Regions from separate parts of the Homo sapiens genome. Here all the other regions are linked to region 2. A link is a loop called in an ENCODE intact Hi-C map of the cell type or tissue named here. Cell type or tissue: heart right ventricle. All regions are shown on one strand. Region 1 overlaps MGAT5 (alpha-1,6-mannosylglycoprotein 6-beta-N-acetylglucosaminyltransferase). Region 2 has its middle 46 kb from the start of MGAT5. Region 3 has its middle 13 kb from the start of MIR3679.

What was found. Peaks named below come from ENCODE experiments on the same cell type or tissue, not always from the same donor. Only the 100,000 strongest peaks of a DNase experiment are listed, where the experiment ranks them.
Region 1: a loop joins it to region 2, with 2.0 times the contacts of the local background. A loop is called at or near these places in 4 of 110 quality-filtered maps.
Region 3: a loop joins it to region 2, with 2.9 times the contacts of the local background. A loop is called at or near these places in 27 of 110 quality-filtered maps.

Annotation. Positions count from the first base shown.
Region 1 is chr2:134,264,527-134,272,526 of GRCh38, reverse strand. It overlaps MGAT5 (alpha-1,6-mannosylglycoprotein 6-beta-N-acetylglucosaminyltransferase), which reads right to left. Exons shown (of 16, transcript NM_002410.5): 2 at 1,977-2,141. Among named protein-coding and RNA genes, the nearest start is that of MGAT5, 14 kb to the right of the region's middle. In heart right ventricle, a CTCF peak has its summit at 4,127 (motif pointing right); no DNase peak of the experiment used is centred here; H3K27ac peaks cover 3,956 bases.
Region 2 is chr2:134,204,529-134,212,528 of GRCh38, reverse strand. It overlaps a transcript of MGAT5 not described here. Among named protein-coding and RNA genes, the nearest start is that of MGAT5, 46 kb to the left of the region's middle. RefSeq lists a silencer at 5,617-5,911. In heart right ventricle, CTCF peaks have their summits at 4,542 and 4,742; DNase peaks (open chromatin) are centred at 3,537, 4,748 and 5,746; H3K27ac peaks cover 3,559 bases.
Region 3 is chr2:134,135,629-134,143,628 of GRCh38, reverse strand. It overlaps a transcript of MGAT5 not described here. Among named protein-coding and RNA genes, the nearest start is that of MIR3679, 13 kb to the right of the region's middle. In heart right ventricle, no CTCF peak of the experiment used is centred here; DNase peaks (open chromatin) are centred at 3,818 and 6,240; H3K4me3 peaks cover 1,420 bases; H3K27ac peaks cover 6,635 bases.

The DNA of each region.
Region 1 (8,000 bases), 60 kb before region 2:
ATGCATGTGTATTCTTTTCCTAATTAGCCAGTAAAAATTATGATGGTATGGACTGTGTCCCACACATACCCGAGAGATGCAAAGACATGCAAATGAGGTTAATCATTAAATGTGTAACTCTAAATTTGCTCCCATTGCCCAAAAAGGAAAAAAAAAACAAAACACAACACTCTGGTTCTTTAAATATTATTAAAAACACAGCACCAGTGGCACATTTAAAGGAGTCCCGCTCAGAGCCATTGGCTTAGAGAACATGATGCTTGTTAAGCGGTACACTAGCTCAATACATACGGCTGGTATATTTCCAGACTTCGTTTGAAAGTAGTCACCAAGTCCTTCCCATTTCCTTCTTAGAGGTGTACCCACGACCCTGTGCTCTGTGGCTTAAAGCCCAGGTAGCAAAGTCCTTGTGAGCCTTGCAACAAACAGGACAGCCAGAGGCAGCAAGATGCCACGATGGGGGAAAGAATGACAGCAGATGTGTTTATAGAGGCTCACAAGCCACAGGACTTCAGAGGCAGTGGAGAACAGCAAAGTTAAAGGCAGAACACTCCATCCCACCTCCAGAAATATGACACAGAACAGTGATGAAACCACATAGGGCCTTTCCAGTAGCATTTTCTACAGGGTACAGGGGTGGCAAGTGGAGACTGAAGAGGCATGGTTCCAGTTATTAAAAAGCAGCTAAACACAGTGGGAGGTTCTCTTGTCTAATTACAGAAGCTGTTGGAAACTGCAAGGAAGACAGGATTTACGGCCTAGATGACACTGCCTCTGTGTTGTAATTAAAAGTTATTTTTAATACCTTTGTTTGGTTGAATACTTTGAATTATTAGAAATATATTTTGCAATTTAAAATTTGCTAAAGGGCAAAGAACATTAAAAAAGGTAATAACAACCACCTTGCATAATGTAAAACAATTAAATGTTTTGACGCTGGGAGGTGGGAAAGGTAAAGAATCTCTCCCACTTAAGTGTGTGAATTTTTACAAGCAAAAGGGAAAGGAAAATAAGCTTAAAAGTATATGAAACAAGATTTTTTTTTAAAGCAGGAACTGATGTCAAAAGTAACCTAGTTACTTACTTTATCTATTAACCAGAGTTTGGCTACCACCCACCAAAAGTATAGACAGCTTGTTCACAACCATTCACCCAAAGCACTGAATCCTAATCCTCAGGCTCTTCACTTTGTCCTGGGTCCCCAGAAAATCGTGGTCACCCTAACAAGAGCAGTCCTGGTTCAAGCACAAAGACCCAGGGGCTGACCTCAGAGCAGTGTGATGGTGGGGGAGTTGCGGGGATGGGGGGGTTCTAATGTGAGCTGCAGGCAACAACATGCAGCGTATAATCTGGGTGTTGTTTTTAGTCAATTTTCCTTGTCTCATCCAATATTCCAGTTTCCAGAAGGAGCCAAACAAAATGCCTCCCAGTGGGAACCGCATGGTGGTGTACATGAGTGGCTACAGAATCTGCCTACGACTAGGCAGGGGTTATCTCCTAAAAGCCATTTCCAGAATTTCTATTTCTCCATATATACATAGGAGGCATTTTCGGCAATGGTGGCTCTTTTTTAACAACAGGGAGGAGAGAACCTATTATACGTAACAGACTTTCAAAATTGTCTGATGGGAGTACGGAGGAGGAAGAACTCTAAAAGGCACAAGCTTCTCAAATAACCTCTGTATTTCATTTAATCTATGCCATGAATCTTCTCTTTACAAGTGAATTCCAGGAGCTCATTAAGAGCAAATGTGTCACACAAACCACCAAATATTATGCATCATGATAAAACTATAAAAAGCATTTTAACATCTGCTATTAAAAAATAAATTTAGACTTATCTTTACAATGGCCATGCCAAGTTTATAGAATTTATATTATGCAGGTTCCAGTAAGAACCACTGCTCTCCTTTATTCTCTTCTTGGTCCAAAGCAGGGTGTGACTCCATATCAGGGCAGAGAATTGCTATTTTTACCTGCCACATTAATTTTCTCAAGTGCAACCAAGCTGGGAACAGCTGTAGTGGAGTTGGTTGAGTTTGTTCCGGTGCCATTGACAACAAGATTGTCCACCTTCGACTCCAACTTGCCAATGCGCTGCAAAATGTTATCTAATAACACAGCAAGGGTTTTCTTCAGATCTGTAAAAGAAAGTGCAGACAATTTTAAAATTCTATGGCCTCTACATATCTGTCTGGCTTGCTCTCTCTTTATCGTGGAGAACAAAACTTCTCAAATGTTTCTGAAGTGATACAAAAGATCTGTCAAACCACATCTGAAAGATGACAAGGGCCGTCTTCAACTGGCCCAGATCCTACTAAATACATCAGTCTGTCGTGGAATGCAAGTCTGGCAATAAGTAACATGGTATAACTATTTCCAGCTACTTGGTCAAGAGAGAAAACTCCTTGTTATTTAGCATCCTGCTATAGCACTACACTGAATTCCTCCTCCTTACAGCACCATAGTTTCTCACACAAAGCTTGACACCCCAAGGGTGCAGCAAGATCCCAAAGTAGCCTCTGGATCAAGTTTGTTATTTTTCGTGTTGCATACTCTAGCATGTCCCAGTTTTTTAAAAAGTGTTTAATTCTGTTAGTTACATACACTAACACTTCATAAAAGCTACAGCTCCAGATTTTCAGGTCTGCTAGGTAACCCAGAGTTGACTATAATCAGATTTAGGAAATATTTAAAATAAAGATTAGTCTCATTCATTTGCTCACAAATATTTATTAAGCTACTACTATGTGCCAGATATTATTCTAGATGCTGGGGATATACTCTCATCGTTCTTACATTTAAGAGTTGGTTCCCTTTCTCACACATCTGACTACACATTAAAGAGTACTGCACTTCCCTCTGGAAAAATTACAGGAACTCCTTCTTCACCCCTATGGATGCATTTACTATTTGTAGACAAGATATTCAAAGAAAAAAGAAAAGATAAGCTTAGACTCTCTCCTCTAAAAATTCATAATCACAGAAAGATATACTGACTTGTATGTGTCAGAAAAGCAGATGGGTGACTGCATAACCATCCACAGAAATAGAATCCAGACCCATTTCTGAATTGGGAGTGGGCCAGGGGAAAAGTGCACAGTGTGGGTAGCAGGACTGAGAAAAGCCCTGAGTTAAGACAAACGGGAAGGTGCCATCTTCCATTCTCCTAAAAACAGAGCAAACTTGTCCCTGAGCAGATGCGGTAATCTGGCCATGAAATAAACACACATGCTCACATAAACAGCACAGATCACAGCCAGCGAATCTCAACAAAGGTGCACCAGCCTGTTCCATTATGCCTCATGAACCAGAAGCAGATGCTGGTGCTGTGCTTCTTGTACAGCTGCAGAATCTTGAGCCAAATAAACCTCTTTTCTTTATAAATTACCCAGGCTCAGGTATTTTTTACAGCAATGCAAAATGGACAACTGTTTTATCTTCACATCCTCCCCATGAGGTAGATGTGACTCCGTTTTACAGATAAGAAAACTGAGGTTCACAGATATTAAATAATGAGCTGATAAAATGAGGGCTTGCCTCAGGACTGCTTAATTCCCTGACATCTCAATGGGACCAATCAGAAGTCAAGAACCTGGGTAGAAAAAAGAAACCAAGGGTGAAGTTCAGAGTCTTTCATCCATAACACAGTGGTTAAGGGCCTGACTTTGGAGCCAGAGTTCCTAGGTTTGAGTCCTACCTCTGGCATTCCTGTTTCCTTACCTGTAAAAGAGGGACATGAACAACACTTCAGCTTTGAGGTTGTCAAGAGGAGTTAAAGAGTTAATATTTATAAGGTGTTTTGAATACTGGCTGGCACATAATAAGCACTGCATAACTGCCTGTTAAATATATAAGTAAAATAAAACCTTTCACTGGAAAATGTTCTCATCCTTCCCAAAGAACTCTCTCCTCAGGTGATGCAAAGCTTCACTGCTTTATCCAAGGGGTCATGAGAGCACTCTCCTCTGCGGTCTGCAGTCCCACGGTCAGCATGACTCAGTTTGTCACAGGCACATCATTAGTTGGCACAGACAGCGGGAGTCAGTCACCTGTTCTGTCACTAAGTCTAATGCATCAACTGGCTCTCCAGAGTTCTGAAGAGTGCCAGAGGCCAGTCACACAGAAGGGGGCAGTCGTGCCAGTGAGAAGTGGCAATGTTCAGTATAAAGAAATACTCTTCAGATATAAAAGATCAATCTCCCCCATTTCAGCCTCTTTGCCTAGAGCCTGTGTCATCAGCCAGCTAGAATCCGAATACAATCTAGAATAGCATTTAACTATCACCGGTAATTGTAGTTGGCCAAGCACAGAAGCCCTGGCCCTCTAGTGTGACTTAACTCAGGATTTCTCAACCTCGGCACTACTGACACTTTGGGCCGGGTAATTCTTTGTCGTGGTGACTGTCCTTGCATTGTAAGATGCTTAGCAGCATCCCTGGTCTCTACTCCCTGAATGACAACAGCAATTATCCAGGTGTGGCAATCAAAAACGTCTCCAGACACTGCTAAATATCCTTTGGAGGGACAAAACTGCCCTGATTTGACAACCGCTGAATTAGGTGCATTCTCTCAACCCCTCTGTATTCCCCACTGCCCCTCTGTGGAGACATGGAGAGAGAACTGTGATAGAGAGGTTACAGGATAGGAAATGCCTACTGAATGAACCTGCATCATGTGTGACTTCCATTCACTGGAGGGACTGCTACAAATACAACAGAAAGTTGCAGTGAGAGAAGTCTGCCTTCCTCCCTATGGGGGAGCTAACAGAACATGAGCCAATGCTGATGGGCTCTCATCAGACTACTGGACACAGTCCCTCAATCCATTGTTATTGGTGATAGTTATTAGTGGAGTATACTCTAGGTAGGATATGAAGTTGTCATACTTACAATTAAGAAGATATTCTCCCTCAATTCTCAAATTACAGTGACCAGTAAATACAACTGACCTACTATCTCTTGTTGACCCCATCTGCCAAAGATTGACCTTCTGTGACTGTGTGACATGGAGTGTAAAAGGGGATTCATAATGAGGAGGAGGGATCACCATCACCACGGCCACCCCAATATAACCTCCTCCACTTATTGAACTTTCTATATGCCAGGCAGTGTGCTGAGCACTTTACATGAACTAATTCATTTAATCCTACCAAGACAGTCTGAGGAGCATGTGATCATCCCTATGCCCCTCTTAACAAATGAATAAATCACAGCACAGAGAGGCTAAATAACTTAGCAGAGGTGATTACAGATCCAGGACTCAAACCCAGTCTGGTTCCAGGGCTGATGGCTCTTACCCACCATGCTTCACCACCTCTTAAGAACTACAATGGACCTGTCCACCAGCAAGCATCTCTGACTTGCTCCCCCTGAATCTACTTGTTAGGGAATAACCTCTGGGATTTTGCCATGTGTTTGTGTAACAACATATACCAATCACTCTTAAGACTCACTCATGTCCCTGTCCTGTGGTAACTCTGTCCACCCGACCCAGTATCACTAAACATCCACCAGCTGACACTGGAGACTACCAGATACATCAAGTGATCCAAGATTTTTTTAAAATTAAGACTCTTTCTTTATCTTCTCCCTTAAAATGAAGACGGAATATAAGCCTACTAAAAACCTTGAATTCTCTAAGCACTTTACCTAGGTAGGCATGTTTTCTCTCCCAATATGAAAGAAAAAAGTTCATTTTCAACTCAAGCAGCTACCTGAGTCACCATTTCAAAGCAGCCAACCCAAGATTAAGGATGTTGTTAATAAAAAACACAATGACAGAGATGACGCCAAGCCCATATCTGTATCATTATACAGTGCTAGGCACATTAAGCATGTGTTACGTAAGTGAACAAATGAATGAGTGAAACAAACTATAGTACTCTCACAAATAAGGCTCAATAAATTATACCTTTCCGGGCAATGAAATTATTTTGCACCTTTGTATTTTACTGTTAAACCTCCAAAAACTGTTAACAGTTTTATCACAACTTTAAAGAAATAACAGGCTGGCGCGGCGGCTCACGCCTGTAATCCTAGCACTTTGGGAGGCCGAGGCAGGCGGATCACCTGAGGTCAGGAGTTAGAGACCGGCCTGACCAACATGGTGAAACTCCGTCTCTCCAAAAAATACAAAAAATAGCTGGGCATGGTGGCGTGTGCCTGTAGTCCCAACTACTCGGAAAGCTGAGGCAGGAGAATCGCTTGAACCTGGGAGGTGGAGGTTGCAGTGAGCCAAGATTGCACCGCTGCACTCCAGCCTGGGTAACAGAGCCAGAGCAATACTCCATCTCAAATAAACAAAAATAAAATAAAATAAAGAAATAACAGTATTTTTGTGTTTTAATCTTTTTTTTTTTTTTTTTGAGATGGAGTCTTGCTCTGTGGCCAAGGCTGGAGTGCAGTGGCACGATTTCAGCTCACTGCATCTGCCTCCTGGGTTCAAGCAGTTCTCCTGCCTCAGCCTCCTGAGTAGCTGGGATTACAGGTGCCACCACACCCAGCTAATTTTTGTATTTTTAGTAGAGATGGGGTTTCACCATCTTGGTCAGGCTGGTCTCAAACTCCTGACCTTGTGATCCACCAGCCTCAGCCTCCCAAAATGCTCGGATTACAGGCATGAGCCACCGCGCCCAGACCATTTGTGTTTTAATCCTAATGGTAACCCTTTTGTTCAATACAACTGTACAAATAATTTCTATAGTTTAATAAAAATAGAAAAATATTACTCCAAATTCTAGTATATTTTAATATTTCATTGCGTCTTATAGTTATTATAGCCATAAAATGCGTCCTCAACAAGATTATCATTTTCAATTACTAATGAGCTTTTAAAATTTTGTTTGTGCTTCAAAGCCTTTGCAATAAAAATTTAATCCCAACATTACTACTGCAATTCTGCATTCCTAAAACTTACTGTACATGATGAAGACGAGATCAAAGTAGTTGAAAAACATTTAAAATGTCTCTCTGGGGAAAGCAGGCTTTGGTTTCTATCATGCCAGCATTCTTTGATAAATGGTAAGGTCGATTAAACTGCATTGGAACAGGTTATTTGACAGCTTCTGTTAAGTTTTCATTTCCAGGAAGCCATGGTATTGATGGGTAAGAAGTGATTGGAAGGGCCTGACAGACACATCCTTGAGCAGACAGCCAAGGAGCTATAACTGCAAGTCACACTTTTCTCCATCTCTGGAATTCAAGGAGATGGGATCTCAGTAAAAAGGAGGGCCCTGCTGGTGGAATAAGGTTTATAGATCTATCAGCTAATGCTGTGAGACTGGGTGGTAAACCTTCATTTCCCAGATCATCAAAATCAATCCGTATTTGAGGAATTATCAAAAATGGCCATGCTTGGGAGCTATGCTGTCCACCACCCCATTTTTCCTGGAACATGCTTCTAAAGCAGTGGTTCTTAGCCCTGCTGTGCATCAGACTCACTTTGTGCAGTCAGTTACCAGGTTGCATCTTCAACACACTAAATCCGGATCTGCAGAGTCCGTCAAGGATTAGGGCACAGCCAAGGTTGAGATCTACTGTGAAGGTACGGCCGCCATGATACTATGGCACAGAACCAACTACGCAATGAGCAAGGTCTTACATCTGAAATGCCAAAAATTATTTACATCTGTGCCTGCTCATGAATCAAATCCCTTTCACCATGGCTGCCCGAGAGGCAGAGCATGAACAACAGAGCCACAGAGCAGCTTCACTTGCTGCTCTGGAGAAACTGGCAAAGACAGGGCGTTAATGAGAAAGGAAGGTGCTATTGAAAAAAGAATTAACCTCAACCTCTTATTTCCATTGACTGTCAGGAATGTCAAGTTTCATCAATTATATATTTTTAAATTAATTTTAGAGTGATCTTTCCACAGAAAGATAATAGAGTTACAGTAATGACCCAAATACAGTCCATTTATTATGTACAAGGACATTCAAAGCAGTGTTATTTATAAAATAGCGTTATTACAGATAAGAACTGGAAATTACCCAAACACAA
Region 2 (8,000 bases):
AACTCAGGATTAAGAATCTCACTCAAAGCCGCTCAACTACATGGAAACTGAACAACCTGCTCCTGAATGACTACTGGGTACATAACGAAATGAAGGCAGAAATAAAGATGTTCTTTGAAACCAACGAGAACAAAGACACCACATACCAGAATCTCTGGGACGCATTCAAAGCAGTGTGTAGAGGGAAATTTATAGCACTAAATGCCTACAAGAGAAAGCAGGAAAGATCCAAAATTGACACCCTAACATCACAATTAAAAGAACTAGAAAAGCAAGAGCAAACACATTCAAAAGCTAGCAGAAGGCAAGAAATAACTAAAATCAGAGCAGAACTGAAGGAAATAGAGACACAAAAAACCCTTCAAAAAATCAATGAATCCAGGAGCTGGTTTTTTGAAAGGATCAACAAAATTGATAGACCGCTAGCAAGACTAATAAAGAAAAAAAGAGAGAAGAATCAAATAGACACAATAAAAAATGATAAAGGGGATATCACCACCGATCCCACAGAAATACAAACTACCATCAGAGAATACTACAAACACCTCTACGCAAATAAACTAGAAAATCTAGAAGAAATGGATACATTCCTCGACACATACACTCTCCCAAGACTAAACCAGGAAGAAGTTGAATCTCTGAATAGACCAATAACAGGCTCTGAAATTGTGGCAATAATCAATAGTTTACCAACCAAAAAGAGTCCAGGACCAGATGGATTCACAGCCGAATTCTACCAGAGGTACAAGGAGGAACTGGTACCATTCCTTCTGAAACTATTCCAATCAATAGAAAAAGAGGGAATCCTCCCTAACTCATTTTATGAGGCCAGCATCATTCTGATACCAAAGCCGGGCAGAGACACAACCAAAAAAGAGAATTTTAGACCAATATCCTTGATGAACATTGATGCAAAAATCCTCAATAAAATACTGGCAAACCGAATCCAGCAGCACATCAAAAAGCTTATCCACCATGATCAAGTGGGCTTCATCCCTGGGATGCAAGGCTGGTTCAATATACGCAAATCAATAAATGTAATCCAGCATATAAACAGAGCCAAAGACAAAAACCACATGATTATCTCAATAGATGCAGAAAAAGCCTTTGACAAAATTCAACAACCCTTCATGCTAAAAACTCTCATTAAATTAGGTATTGATGGGACGTATTTCAAAATAATAAGAGCTATCTATGACAAACCCACAGCCAATATCATACTGAATGGGCAAAAACTGGAAGCATTCCCTTTGAAAACTGGTACAAGACAGGGATGCCCTCTCTCACCGCTCCTATTCAACATAGTGTTGGAAGTTCTGGCCAGGGCAATCAGGCAGGAGAAGGAAATAAAGGGTATTCAATTAGGAAAAGAGGAAGTCAAATTGTCCCTGTTTGCAGACGACATGATTGTTTATCTAGAAAACCCCATCGTCTCAGCCCAAAATCTCCTTAAGCTGATAAGCAACTTCAGCAAAGTCTCAGGATACAAAATCAATGTACAAAAATCACAAGCATTCTTATACACCAACAACAGACAAACAGAGAGCCAAATCATGAGTGAACTCCCATTCACAATTGCTTCAAAGAGAATAAAATACCTAGGAATCCAACTTACAAGGGATGTGAAGGACCTCTTCAAGGAGAACTACAAACCACTGCTCAAGGAAATAAAAGAGGACACAAACAAATGGAAGAACATTCCATGCTCATGGGTAGGAAGAATCAATATCGTGAAAATGGCCATACTGCCCAAGGTAATTTACAGATTCAATGCCATCCCCATCAAGCTACCAATGACTTTCTTCACAGAATTGGAAAAAACTACTTTAAAGTTCATATGGAACCAAAAAAGAGCCCGCATCGCCAAGTCAATCCTAAGCCAAAAGAACAAAGCTGGAGGCATCACACTACCTGACTTCAAACTATACTACAAGGCTACAGTAACCAAAACAGCATGGTACTGGTACCAAAACAGAGATATAGATCAATGGAACAGAACAGAGCCCTCAGAAATAATGCCGCATATCCACAACTATCTGATCTTTGACAAACCTGAGAAAAACAAGCAATGGGGAAAGGATTCCCTATTTAATAAATGGTGCTGGGAAAACTGGCTAGCCATATGTAGAAAGCTGAAACTGGATCCCTTCCTTACACCTTATACAAAAATCAATTCAAGATGGATTAAAGATTTAAACGTTAGACCTAAAACCATAAAAACCCTAGAAGAAAACCTAGGCATTACCATTCAGGACATAGGCGTGGGCAAGGACTTCATGTCCAAAACACCAAAAGCAATGGCAACAAAAGCCAAAATTGACAAATGGGATCTAATTAAACTAAAGAGCTTCTGCACCGCAAAAGAAACTACCATCAGAGTGAACAGGCAACCTACAACATGGGAGAAAATTTTCGCAACCTACTCATCTGACAAAGGGCTAATATCCAGAATCTACAATGAACTCAAACAAATTTACAAGAAAAAAACAAACAACCCCATCAAAAAGTGGGCGAAGGACATGAACAGACACTTCTCAAAAGAAGACATTTATGCAGCCAAAAAACACATGAAAAAATGCTCATCATCACTGGCCATCAGAGAAATGCAAATCAAAACCACTATGAGATATCATCTCACACCAGTTAGAATGGCAATCATTAAAAAGTCAGGAAACAACAGGTGCTGGAGAGGATGTGGAGAAATAGGAACACTTTTACACTGTTGGTGGGACTGTAAACTAGTTCAACCATTGTGGAAGTCAGTGTGGCGATTCCTCAGGGATCTAGAACTAGAAATACCATTTGACCCAGCCATCCCATTACTGGGTATATACCCAAATGACTATAAATCATGCTGCTATAAAGACACATGCACACGTATGTTTATTGCGGCATTATTCACAATAGCAAAGACTTGGAACCAACCCAAATGTCCAACAATGATAGACTGGATTAAGAAAATGTGGCACATATACACCATGGAATACTATGCAGCCATAAAAAATGATGAGTTCATGTCCTTTGTAGGGACATGGATGAAATTGGAAACCATCATTCTCAGTAAACTATCGCAAGAACAAAAAACCAAACACCACATATTCTCACTCATAGGTGGGAATTGAACAATGAGATCACATGGACACAGGAAGGGGAATATCACACTCTGGGGACTGTGGTGGGGTCGGGGGAGTGGGGAGGGATAGCATTGGGAGATATACCTAATGCTAGATGACACGTTAGTGGGTGCAGCGCACCAGCATGGCACATGTATACATATGTAACTAACCTGCACAATGTGCACATGTACCCTAAAACTTAGAGTATAATAATAATAATAATTAAAAAATAAAAAAAAAAATAAAAAAAAAAAAAAAAATAAAAAAAAAATAAGCCAGTTCTATATACAATCCCTCTGCCCATCCACCTCCTCATCCCCGGTAAATACACAAAAACAAAAGAGGAAGACAAGTGACTGCAAGTGACACAGGGGAAGTGAGGTCTGGGTCTTCCCATGCACAAGGCCTCCTTCATGCTGATGTAACAGAACACCAGGAAACCCTGCTCCCAGAACACTGGGGAAAAACAGACACTGACCACAACACTGGGGCATCTCCTTATTGATTCTCTCGGTTATTTATTTTCCCCAGAGGCTGGGAGTAAGATAATGCTTTCCTAAAACAAAGAATATGGTATAAAAACAAAATTTTTTAGAAGTCCAGCCAAGAAAGGCCACATAGGTGGGTAAGGTAATGTTTTATTAAATGTTTACATTCCCTAGATATTAAGTTTCAGAACTTGTCTAGGCTCTGTTCCCTTGGGCATTTCATACATAAGTAATACAAGTTCTTCCTTAGCTTTTATCCACAAATGGGATAAAGACCATGTTTCTGGTATACATATGCATCTATGTTATTTATATTATAACAACTATAGTAAATAAATGCATGTTTTTGCCTGCTGGGAATAAAGGCATATCCTATCCTCATTTCTCACATATTCTACTTAAAATGTTCCTAAGTAGCTTACCAGCTACTCTCTTATCTGCTGAAACTAACCAAATTCTGGCTGATGGTCAAAGACTATTTCCCTTGGGCACCAAGCTTCCTAAACAGTCAGGATGGTCTAATAAGGTTTTTTCTGAGTGTGGTACATTTACACCGTAGCATACATACTAATAGTTAAGTATTTGTTGCAACATGCATACGCACATCAAATTCATAAGCTGCTATATGCTGTCAATTAGAATGAGACCAAATTAAAATAAATGAGTTGATGCAGGATAAACTGAAGAAAATATGTTAAGTAACAAGTATAGGTGGTAACGTGAATATGGTGGAAACTAAGTCCAAAGTTTGGAAAATACTGGTCTGCTTAAAAAAAAAAAAAGTTCGGCCAAGAGTCTGAAAACTCTGATTCTATGTGCTGTCTTAATGTGTCCTTGGGGATCCTTCACTTATCATCCCTAGGCAGGCCTCACTACAATGATAGCAACAAAGCTGATAGGGTTAGGACAGTGTGACAAATGTGAAAACTTTTGGAAGTAGAACGCAAAGTCTTTTCACCTTCCAATCAGGTGTGACCACTGGCCAGCTGAGAAGCATGGACCTTTAAGTTATGACACACAAACCAACAAGGTATCAGAGTCAATGCTAATCCCTCTCCTTAAAACCTCCCTGAGTTGTGGAAAGTCATCTTGCCAAGCCTCTGGGCAAAGACCTCCTGAGGTTGGCTTGGTGGCAGGCAGGGGGCGGTAGATGGCAAGAGCACAAATGATACATATCACTGCAACCTGGTGTCTGATCTCAATAACACCTCTGCACAAGACCCCTGGTAAGGCAGGGCTTTCCAAGGTCAGGATTTGCCACTAAGCTCTTAAAATCTCTTCTGATCCTAGCAGAAGTAAACGATCAGTATCTCTGGTAAGCAACTGTATTTTTCTTTTTTTTTTTTTTAACCTTTCAGTGTCATTGTGAGGTTTGCCACATGCCTTGAGAAATAAAGCCCAATCTGAATGCTCAAACATGAAAGTCTGGCTGGCTCAGGCAATTGGAAGAAGATACCCATGCATGGTAACCGCTGAATGACAAGTTAGGTTTCCTGGAGAGAAAGACCTAACTATTCACCTTATATACTTAAATAATTGCCTCCTTTTTAAGGCAAAATAACAGCTCCTAAAGATGTCTCTGTCATAGCCCCAGAATCTGAGTATGTTACACCTTACATGGCAAAGGGCAATTAAGGATGCAGATGGAGTTAAGGTAGCTAATCAGCTGACCTTAAGATAATTATCAAGGTGGGTCTAATGCAATCACAGCGTCCTTAAATGCGGAAGAGGGAAGCAGAAGAATCACTATCTAAAAAGTGTCAAAGACTGGCTTGAAGACATAAGAAGCCATGAGTGAAGGAATGTGGACAGACTCTAGAAGCTGGAAGAGTCAAGAAAACAGATTCTAAGAGCCTCCTGAAAGGAACACAGTCCTGCTGACACTGGATTAGCCCAGTGAGACTCTGTATTGGTTCCCTATTGCTGCTATAACAAATTGTCATTAATAATTACCTATACTTAGTGGCTTAAAACAACAGAAAACTCTTCTCTCACAGTTCCAGACTCCAGATGTCTGAAATTGGTATCACTGGGTAGAAGCGAAGGGGTAGGCAGGACAGGGCCGTGCTCCCTCCAGAGGCTCTAGGGACAGTCGGTTCCTTGCCTCTTCCAGCTTCTGGTGGCTGCATGTATTTTTTGGCTTGTGGCCACAGCATGCTAATTCCTACTTCTGTGGTCACACTGCCTTCTCTTCTGAGTAATCCTCCTCTGCATCTCTGTGAGGAGAACATTTGAGGTGGCATTTAGGGCCCATCTTGACAATCCACGATAATTGCCCTATCTCAAGGTGCTTAATCACATCTGCAAAGACCCTTATTCCACATAAGGCTACATCCACGTTTCAGGAGTTACAGCCTAACACCTGGAGGGTGTTAGCCTACTACAGAGCCGTTTCAGATTTCTTACCTCCAGAACCATAAAATAAACATGTTCTTTTAAGCCACTAAGTGTAATAATTTGTTACAGCAGCAATAGGCAATTAATACAGCTCCTGTCTCTCAAATGTGTGCTACAGATCAGGACAAGGTCTGGGCATGAGGACAGAGCTAGCTCACCCCTACTATTCACATCAGCATCCTGGCGATCCTTTGTATCCAGAGATGTTGCTCCTTCTCCCATTAGCATACTTGACAGGATAGAATGCTAAGACTCAGCAGGAAGTGGCCATTAGAAGCTTCAGAAATCACTTCTCTTTCCTCTCGCTGATCACAGGTTTCTTAAGTAAACTGTATAGTAATTCAAAGCAAAGCTTAGGGGAAAAAAGGAACTGACATTCATTTCAGAAAATTCCTCTCAATAATGAGTACACTCCATCCACAAATGTCAAAGAGCTTTGCTCACAAAGCCAATAATCCCTATCACAAATATAAGGCAATGTAAACATTTAAGAACCATATTCCTCAATTAGGAACAGCCTTTTTGGGTAGCTTTCCTAGCATTCCAGTGGCAGAACATACACTTTTAAGCAGTTATTAATCACTATTCTATCTCTTGGCATGCTGTAATGCTGGTTTTCTAACATCTCTGCAGGGATTTCTATTTATAGAACTGCTCCTTCTCATTGATCTGCCTTCAGGACACTGAAGCAATTCCCCAGCTGACTTCTCTCCCAGAACTCACCTTGTTGGGACACCCCTGGGCTCTGTCCTCAAATCTCTTCTCTATCCATATTCTCTCCCTCAGCAAGTGTACCCTGTCCCACGACTGCAAATGCCAACTGTAAGTGGAGGCTCTCAAATTCATGTATCTATCCTTGACCCCTCAACTGAACAAGGTCCAGATCCAAACATCCATGTGCCACTCATGAGCTCCACTTCAGTGTTTAGTATGTATCCCCAGCTTAGCAGGCCCGAAAGAGAGCCGCTGCTTTCTGACAGACGCACAAAGCAGCTCAGCAAACAGCATCTCCCACTCCGGCTGCTCCAGCAAGACCCTTAAGCCCTCATGTGTACGTTCTCTTCACTCCTTCCCACCCCTCATATTTAATCCATCAGTATCTACCAGCTCTGCCTCCAAAATGTACCCCAAATCTATTTTCACTATCTCCACTATTTCAATCTCATTCCAAGCTACCCTCACCTCCCACCCACATTATAGCAATAGGCTCCTAGCTCGTCTTCCTGCCTGCTCTAGCCCCACCCTCCGCAGGGCTAAAAGCCATCTTTCTGAAGTGTAAATGTCAGAGGATGTCACTCACAGGTATAAAATTATCAGGGGCTTCTGGCTACAAGCAAACTCCAAACTGGACCATTACCTACATGGTCTGGCCACTGCCTACCCCTTGACCTCTCTCCTACTCTCTTTCTTACTCACATGCCATGCACACAACTCTGGCCTTCTGTCCTCTCCTGAACATGCCGAAGCTTGTTCCTGACCCATGGCCGTTGCACTTGCTGCTCCTTCTGCTGTAAACACTCTTCCTGCAGGTCTATGTATTATCATCCTTTCCTTCCCTGAAGCCTCACCTGCAACTTTTCAGTTATCACCCTAGCCTACCAAAAGCAACCACTCACCACCCTTTTTTCCTGCCTGTCTTTGTCTTTTCAGAACACTTTGGAAGACCTGAAGCAGTCTTAATTGTTTGTCGATGGAGTGTGACTCCCCTCCAGCAAACTATATGCTCACTGAGGGCAGGGCTTTTCCCATAGTATCCCCAGAGAGATACCTGTTCACAAGCTGACTGAATGGTTTTACAATTGAAGAGCAATATCAAGTCCTCTTAAAAAGGTACAGTGTTAGTCAATCTCCTTGGTTTTAAGGAATAGTGATTTCCTGGGTTCCTACAGGAAAGAGACCAAAATCTCCTTCCTGGGGTACTGCCCTTCATTCTCACTCCCTCTCCCAGCATCTGTTTTTTCTTTTTATGTGCCCAATTCTCCCCTCTACCAACTGGCCA
Region 3 (8,000 bases), 69 kb after region 2:
CCTCTATTTCCAGGCGCCTGCCTGATGTTCCTCATCCATCCACTCAACCATTCCTTCATTCATTCCAACGCTTCCCAGGCATCCAGGATGCGCCGAGCGCGGTTTCAGCTCACAGTGAATCCTACATCCTAGGAAACAAGAACATGTCAGGAGTTGGGAAGATCATGAAAACAAAGCTCCCTGTTACAAAATAGGCAGCAAGCAGGGGCCAGAGATACAACCCACTTCACTCCCTGCCCACTTCTGCCCTCTCCAGTGCTTTCTCAAATTGAGATATTAATAAAATCCACAAAACACAGAATCAGTCTTTAACAGTAAACAAACTTAGCGGCATTGAGTATGTTCATCATGTTGTGTGACCATCACCTCTATCTAGTTCCAAAACATTTATATCACCATCCCCCCACCAAATAAAACCCAGATCCATCAAGCATTCTCCCCATGCCCCTGCCCCCAGCAACACTAATCAGCTTCCTGTCTCTGCGGGTTCACCTATTCTGTGTATTCCATGTCAGTGAGTCATCCGCTACCATTCCAATTCAGAAACAGCCCTGCCTCCCTTTGGTGCTCTCCCAGCCTCCTTGAGGAGGGCCTGTCTCACATTTGTCCTCCCACCCCCATGCCCCCTCCGGCCTGTATCTCTAAAATCTCGGAACAGGCTCTCTAAACCTTTGAGCAATTCTATCACTCTTGAAAAAAACCAAAACAGGACCAGGTGCAGTGGTTCACACATGTAATCCTAACACTTTGGGAGGTCAAGGCAGGAGGATCAATTGAGGCCAGGAGTTTGAAACCAGCCTGGGCAACACAGTGAGACCTTGTCTTTATCCCGCCCCTTCTCCACAAAAAAAGAGTTAAAAAACAAAAAACAAACAAAACAAACACTTCCCTGACATTTCTTCCTCTGTCAAGACAGCCCCAACACCTTCCTTCCCTTCTCAGCTTCTGATTCATTCCATGGGATTTGCAACTTGCCAAAACCAATAAAAACGCAGAAGGCCTTGGCTCCCCAGTGCCCTTTGGTCATGTGAAGCATGTGACCTCAGATAATTATTGGTTTTGCCCCTCTGTGCCTCAGTTCACTCATCTGTAAAATGGAGATCCGAGTAACACTTACCTCACTGGATTTGTATGATGAATCAGAACTACCTGAGTGCTCACAAATGTCCCCAGCACACTGTGAGGGCTCCAGTGTTGTCACTATGGTCAAAATGATCTGTCCCATAAAACCCATAGGCCTGCTCCACTCAGGCGGGGCCGGGCCTTTCTGGCCATTGGTTCTCTTTGGCTCAGCCTGTAAATGCAGAAATTTTCCAAGAATTGGCTCTTCCAGGTTAACACTCTTTTCGGGGTGGTATCATCTGGTCTCCTGACTTTAACCACCATCAATGCCAACAACACCTAAACCACAGGGCCCACCTTTCCCCTCTCAGGCTCAGCACAGCTTTGCACTCACATGGGAACACCTGGGCAATGCGTCAGTAACCTCAGGAGGCCCTGAACTATGCAAGACCAGAATTAAGCGTCAGCCTCCCCTTGCACTCCTCAGCCACCTCTCCTCACTCGCTCCACTTCAAGTTCCCCTGCTCTCCCTTGGGGACCACTGAGGTACCCTGCCCTGCCACCCCACCTCCTGAGCCAGGCTTGCTCCTATTCCCTCCTTTTCACACTGCAAGCAGAACAGACCATCTGAAAACCAAATCTGCCCAAGCCATGCACCTTTCAGGTGCTCTCCACTGCTCTCAGGAGCAAGTCCAAATGCATTCCAAAGGAAGGCTTTTCCTGACCTCGCCCCATCCCCAGCAGCTCCTGCTCTGTCCTCTAGGCTCTGGGAATGCTGACTGCTGCCAGCAATGCTGGAGTTGAACCACATGGCCCCTGCTGGCAATGTCTTTCCCATCCCATTCTTCCAAATTCCGCATATCTTTCAAGGCTCAGTTCAGCCACCACCACCTCAAGGAAGCCTTTTCTGATGCCCTAGATTGGACTAAGCCCCCTCCCTGCCTGCAACTCACTGACATTAGTGTGAGTCTGTTTTCCTCATTAGGCTGTAAGCTCCCCGAAGACCTTGTTTATTTCCTCCATCTACCCATTCATCTACCCATCCAGCCACCCACCCACCCACCCATTCATCCACCCACCCATCTATCCATCCACTTACCCATCCAACTATCCATCTATCTATTCAACAAAAATGTCCCAAGAGCCTACATTAGGCTAAGCAATAGGAATATAATAGCTAATAAGACAGACAAGGTTGCTGCCCATCAATGGAGGCAGACAAAAACATGTGACCACCACATCCCCCCATATCAGTCCATTTTTCTGCTATAACAATACCACAGACTAGGTTATTTATAAAAATAGAAGTTTATTTGGCTTATGGTTCTGGAGGCTGAGAAATCTAAGAGTGTGGTGCTTGGCATCTGGTGAGGGTCTTCTTGCTGTGTCAGAACATGGTAGAAAAGCATGTGAGACCGAGAGGGAAGTGGGCTGAACACATCCTTTCTATCAGGAACCCTAGATAACTCTCTCAATAACTAACCCATTCCCTGGATAACAGCATTATCTCTTCATCAGGGCAGTGCCCTCATGATCTTCCCGTTTTTAAAGGCCTCACTTCTTCATTCTGCTACAATGGCAGTTAAATCACAACATTTGTTTAGGAGGGAATATTCAAACCATAGCACCTCCACAGCAGCCACACAGTGTGGGTTCTGGAGCTAGGTTCCCTAGGTTGAAATTCTGGCTCCTTCACTTGTTAGCTACGAAACCTGGGGCAAATTACTTAACCTCTCCGTGCCTTAGTTTCCTCCTCTCTCTAATCAGAACAGTAGTGCCCAGCTAGCACTTTTTTTTCCTGCTAATTCATTTTGCTAATGTATTTCATGAATAGATAAATCAATGGAAAGTATCCAGAACACTGCCTGGTACAAGTTAGCTATTCTCCGATTATTGGAGCAATGGGACTGCTTATGACATGGCCCCACCCTGGATGTGGGCACAGGTGTTATATTAACCTTTGTGCCCTGTTTCTGATATAAAGTACTCATCAAATGTTTACTGAGTCACACTGGTAAGCCCTACAAGAATGGCTCATTGGCTCGGCATTAAAGACTTTTAGAGCTGGCAGTCACGCTGGATAACATCTGACCCAACTCGCCCACTTTTGTGGAAGACACAGAGGCTCACAAAGTGGCAGGGAAAGCGTCAGTCCCCAGATCTCCTGACTTGCCAGCCAGTGCCTTGTCCCCCATTCTAAGCAGACTTGTGGCGCCCACAGCAGCACAGCTGCTCCACATCGTCCCATCTCTCCTTTCCCACGGTGGAACGGCCACAGCTCCCACACCCAGGCCGCCTCCTTCTCTGTTGGCTTTGCCTTCTCATGCCTCTCTTTTTTCTTTTTCTCCCTGTTTTGTAGCCAGTGGTTCTCCTATTTCCAGGGGGAGAGCTGACCATTCATAAAGACAGCCAGAGATCATTGTCCTCTTCAGGGAGTGGCTCACACAACCCAGTGGGGCAGGTGCAGGCCGTGAGCCCCCAAGTGCCTCTCCAGGTCCTGCTGGTCACTCCTGATGGAGGAAGGACTTTTTCTTCATCACCAGCAAGTTTCACTTTACCTACTTTAGGATTCATGCTTTTACAGGTGTTCCAAGAGTCAGAAGGCAGGTCCTCCCTAAACCTGGGTGTAGAAGGAAGGCCACATAACAACTCTCAACTAAAAGCTGTTCTCGAATGGCCAGCAAGTGCATAACCAGCACCCCTCCCTCTGCTTGCTCTGGGTTGCCAGCAGTGGCCTGGCCTGTGGATGGCATGTCATCCTCTGGCACTGCTTACCTGATGACAAGTGGTAATCTAGCAGGGCTGTTTTACAGTCTTTGGTATTTACAGAACCACTCTGTTATGAAACTTTTGATTTTGCACCTCAGCTGGCTTAGAAGGCTGCAAGAGAACATGACACTGCGAACAAATAATTCCTGCGATACTGTGCGAGGTTTTTCATTCCTTTTCATGGCTGGGCTGTAATATCATTTATAAGAACCCTGCGCTTCATCTGTCTTCATGTCTGAGCCTCCGCTGGGTGTGTTTGCATGCCTGTGTCTGAAGCTCACAGAGGTACAAAGGCTTGTCACAAGCCCCAGTGTGGCAAAGCAGTGTATTTGAGGGCTGGGATTTTTACCTTAACATCTCAGAGTAAGATTATACCATACACAAAATTGCCTCATTGATAGCAGCCACGGCCAGAGTGCTAAAAACAAGAGTAGTAAATTTGTATCTACACACCTTACTATTAAAGAATTCATCTACCATTCTGGATCTTAACAGCCACAGGCTATGAAGATGTTTGCCCTGGATATGAGATTCTGTGACTCTTACTCCGTCTTTCTTATAAATGCTAAAGCAGACCCATTCTTTTAAACAAACAATGGAAAACCATTTTTATGAAGGAAGAAACTGTCTTTCCAACAAAACCCTTTCCATGTTTTTACATGAAAGAAGATCTCTAGTAGACATTTCTCTGGCCAAAAAAACCTTTCGCCTAGCCTTAGAGAATTTCTCTTCGGCTGTATTCTTAGAGCAGAACTCATCTTCAGAAGGTTCTTCCATCTGTGCCTTACCAATTCATTTGCAGACAGAGTGGCCTGATCTAACAGCATGTAATGGAAAGTAGGCACAATTTAAGATCAGAGACCTGCATTTAACCCCCAATCTGTACCTTATCAGTAGGGGGACCATATATCCCCTTTTATGCCTGTTATCCCAGCATAATCATCAATAGCACCCCTCTTCACTCTCAAAAGCATCCTGATTTGGATGATAAATTATATGACCACCTTGCTTATTATGTGAGTCACCCCAGACAACATACTTCACTTTCCCTCATAAGTTTCACGTTTGTCCGGTGAAAATAAGGGAAGCTAATATACATGGTTATCCCAAGCATGACATTAGACAGTGTGCACAAGACACGGTAACAGGAGGACCCAGTATTCCCAGTACACCAGCTACCATGCCCAAAAGGTCTGTTCTCAGAGAGAAAGTATTCATCTGCATGTGTGAGGTCCTCACCTTTTGGTTGTCAAGTTGAAGACAGGACCTATATTTTCCACTTTCTACTGTGATATGGTCTATAAAATGGTAATGGGATCTATCCGTGTCCAGCAGCTGCACAATTAATTCTGTCATCCATCTGACCAGAAGATGGACCACACATGGGTACTTTAACTCCTACACTTTAGACCTTCTGGACTTTATTTATGCTCTCCACAAAGTAGGATTAAAATATGAAACAGTCTGAGTGAATGTGGTTCAGAGTGGGGGAGGGGAGTGGTCAGAGATCCTACAGACTGAATCACTAACTCTTAGCGAGTAAATTTGGTGAATTTCTTGCTTTCTCAAGCCAAAAAAAAAAGGGCAATGATAGAAGAACAGCTTCTTAATAAAATTATGTTAGGTATCTCACTTTAAAAATTAGGCCTAGGTCAGACTCACCTCTATAATCCCAGGACTTTGGGAGGCTGAGGTGGGAAGATCACTTGATCCCACGAGTTTGAGACCAGTGACCAGTGACCAGCGCCACTGCCCTCTAGCCTGGGCAAGAGAGCAAGACTCTGTCTCAAAACAAAAAAAAAAAAAACAGGCCTAATTGTGCCAACAATCTTGAACACAAATCTGTAATATCAATCAGTGACTCAGAAAGCAACATAACTTTGCTATTTCCATTTGCAAAAAAAAAAAAGAAAAGAAAGGCGAGATGCTATCCCTTCATTGATAAACTTGTTAAATACAAATACATTATCTTTAAACAGTAAGAATATAATGTAATGTAACTGCCTCAATAATAAAACTGACCAATAACATAGAAAAATGAAGCAGAAAAAAAAAATAGAGACTATTCTAGTCCAAGCTTCAGCGTTAATATTTTTTTAAACAAAGAACGAAAAATTATTATTCCCATTATCTTTTCATATGGTTATCCGAGGGATTTGTGTTGAATACAAGAAATCCCTCCCCGCTCTGACTTCTAAAGAAACAGGAAGGAAATGTTCAGCATTTTCATGCTCTAAATATAGCTACAAGTGGAAAGAGATGCCCATGGCAGCACAGCAATGACTTCAAGTCTGCAGCCTGACGAGGTGCAGTACAATAAGCTCTTCTGTGGACAGAGTCATTTCCTATCAAGAGAAGTTTCCAGAAACAGAAAAGGGCTGACTCCACTCTCAGAAATCCAGGTACAGCAGCGGCAGAGCACCCTCTGGGCTGGACTCACTGAGTGGCAAGCGGGAAGCCAAGAGGAAGTGCATTCCTATGGCGCTGACTACCTCCAAGCCAAGCCCCAATTCCTAGGGGATGCCCCTCTGTCCAAAGCCATACGCCAACAGGAAAACACCCCTGGCAACCATGTGCACAACATATTTCTTGGGCAGAGACCTATTTCTTAGAGTGCTGTTGTCGATGATATAACCTTAAAGCATACCAAGAGGAAAACAGGGGGTTAATGTGTATTTAGGGCATTTTCCTGCAGAATGTCTGTGGGTTTTCTCCACTTGAAAAACTGAAACTGAAGCTGAAATCAGACTTCTGTTTAGGATTCAGATAATTAGGACATTTGGCTTTAAATGAATCACATACCTTGTAGTGACAGATATGGCCTTGCTAGAGGAACGTTCTGACAAACTTGCCTCCCTGGATATGATAAACCAGTGAGCCAAGAATAGAGCTCAATTCTTTGACCAGGTCTAAGATAAAAAGTTGGAGATAAGCCCACACCCACTCTACAAACGCACCTGACAGCCTTGGAGAAAGCCCAAGTCAGGAGGAGGTCAACTCTTGATGAAGAGGAGGGAAAGGGGAGCAGTGGGTGTGCAGGGTCTAGAACACACCACAATTCTACTGTACCCCTTGGCAAACTAGGGGCAGCCTATGGACTCCTTCTCAGAAAGACTTTTTTAATGCATAAAATAAAATACACAGGACTGCAGAGGAAATCAATGATATTGAAATACTGTTACCAAAATATTTTTTATATTTATTTATTTATTTTATTTATTCATGTATTTTGAGACAGAGTCTCACCCTGTTGCCCAGGCTGGAGTGCAGTGGTGCAATCTCAGCTCACTGCAACCTTTGCCTCTGGGATTCAAGTGATTCTCCTGCCTCAGCCACCCTAGTAGCTGGGATTACAGGCACCCGCCACCACGCTCAGCTAATTTTTTATTTTTGGTAAGAGACAGGATTTTGCCATGTTGGCCATGCTGGTCTCAAACTCCTGGCCTCAAGTGGTCCGCCCACCTCGGCCTCCCAAAGTGCTGGTATTACAGGCATGAGCCACCGCGTCTGGCCCCCCAATTTTTTTTTTAATTGGTAAATGGCAATACCTGCAGCTTGTATCTTAACACATTAAATAATACTATCTAGCAACAGGTGCAACAACCACCGTAATTTCAAAGTGGTGATGAATACTGGTATTTCAACACACCTGTTAATCATCTCTAATGTGACATGAAAATATTAGATTTCTATTGGTGACAAAGTCACAAACAGCACTAATACTACTGTGACTTATGTCCAACCTTCCAAAGTGAAAGAATTGCCAAATTTTGGCTAGAAGTTAGGGAAAATGAAAGTGTAATATTTTCCCATGCAAGTTCACAGGTTTCCCTGAAACCTTGTGCAGTTATGAAACTCATGTGACAACCTAATTTTACCTTCCATTCCTGCAGTTTTTCCAGAATAATGCAGAGACCTACACGGGAGCCATGGCCCAGCAAGAGCCAAAAACTACCTGTATGCATGGGAGGGTGGAGGTTGTACAACAAGGACAGTCCACCACCCATGGCTGTGGCTCGGGGAGGAGCACTATGGGACCAATATCTCTATTTCTGCTATACCCCACATGTGGGCCAAGGTTTCTTTTTTTTTTTTTTTTTTTTTTTTGAGATGGAGTCTCACTCTGTTGCCAGGCTAGAGTGCAGTGGCGCGATCTCGGCTCACTGCAA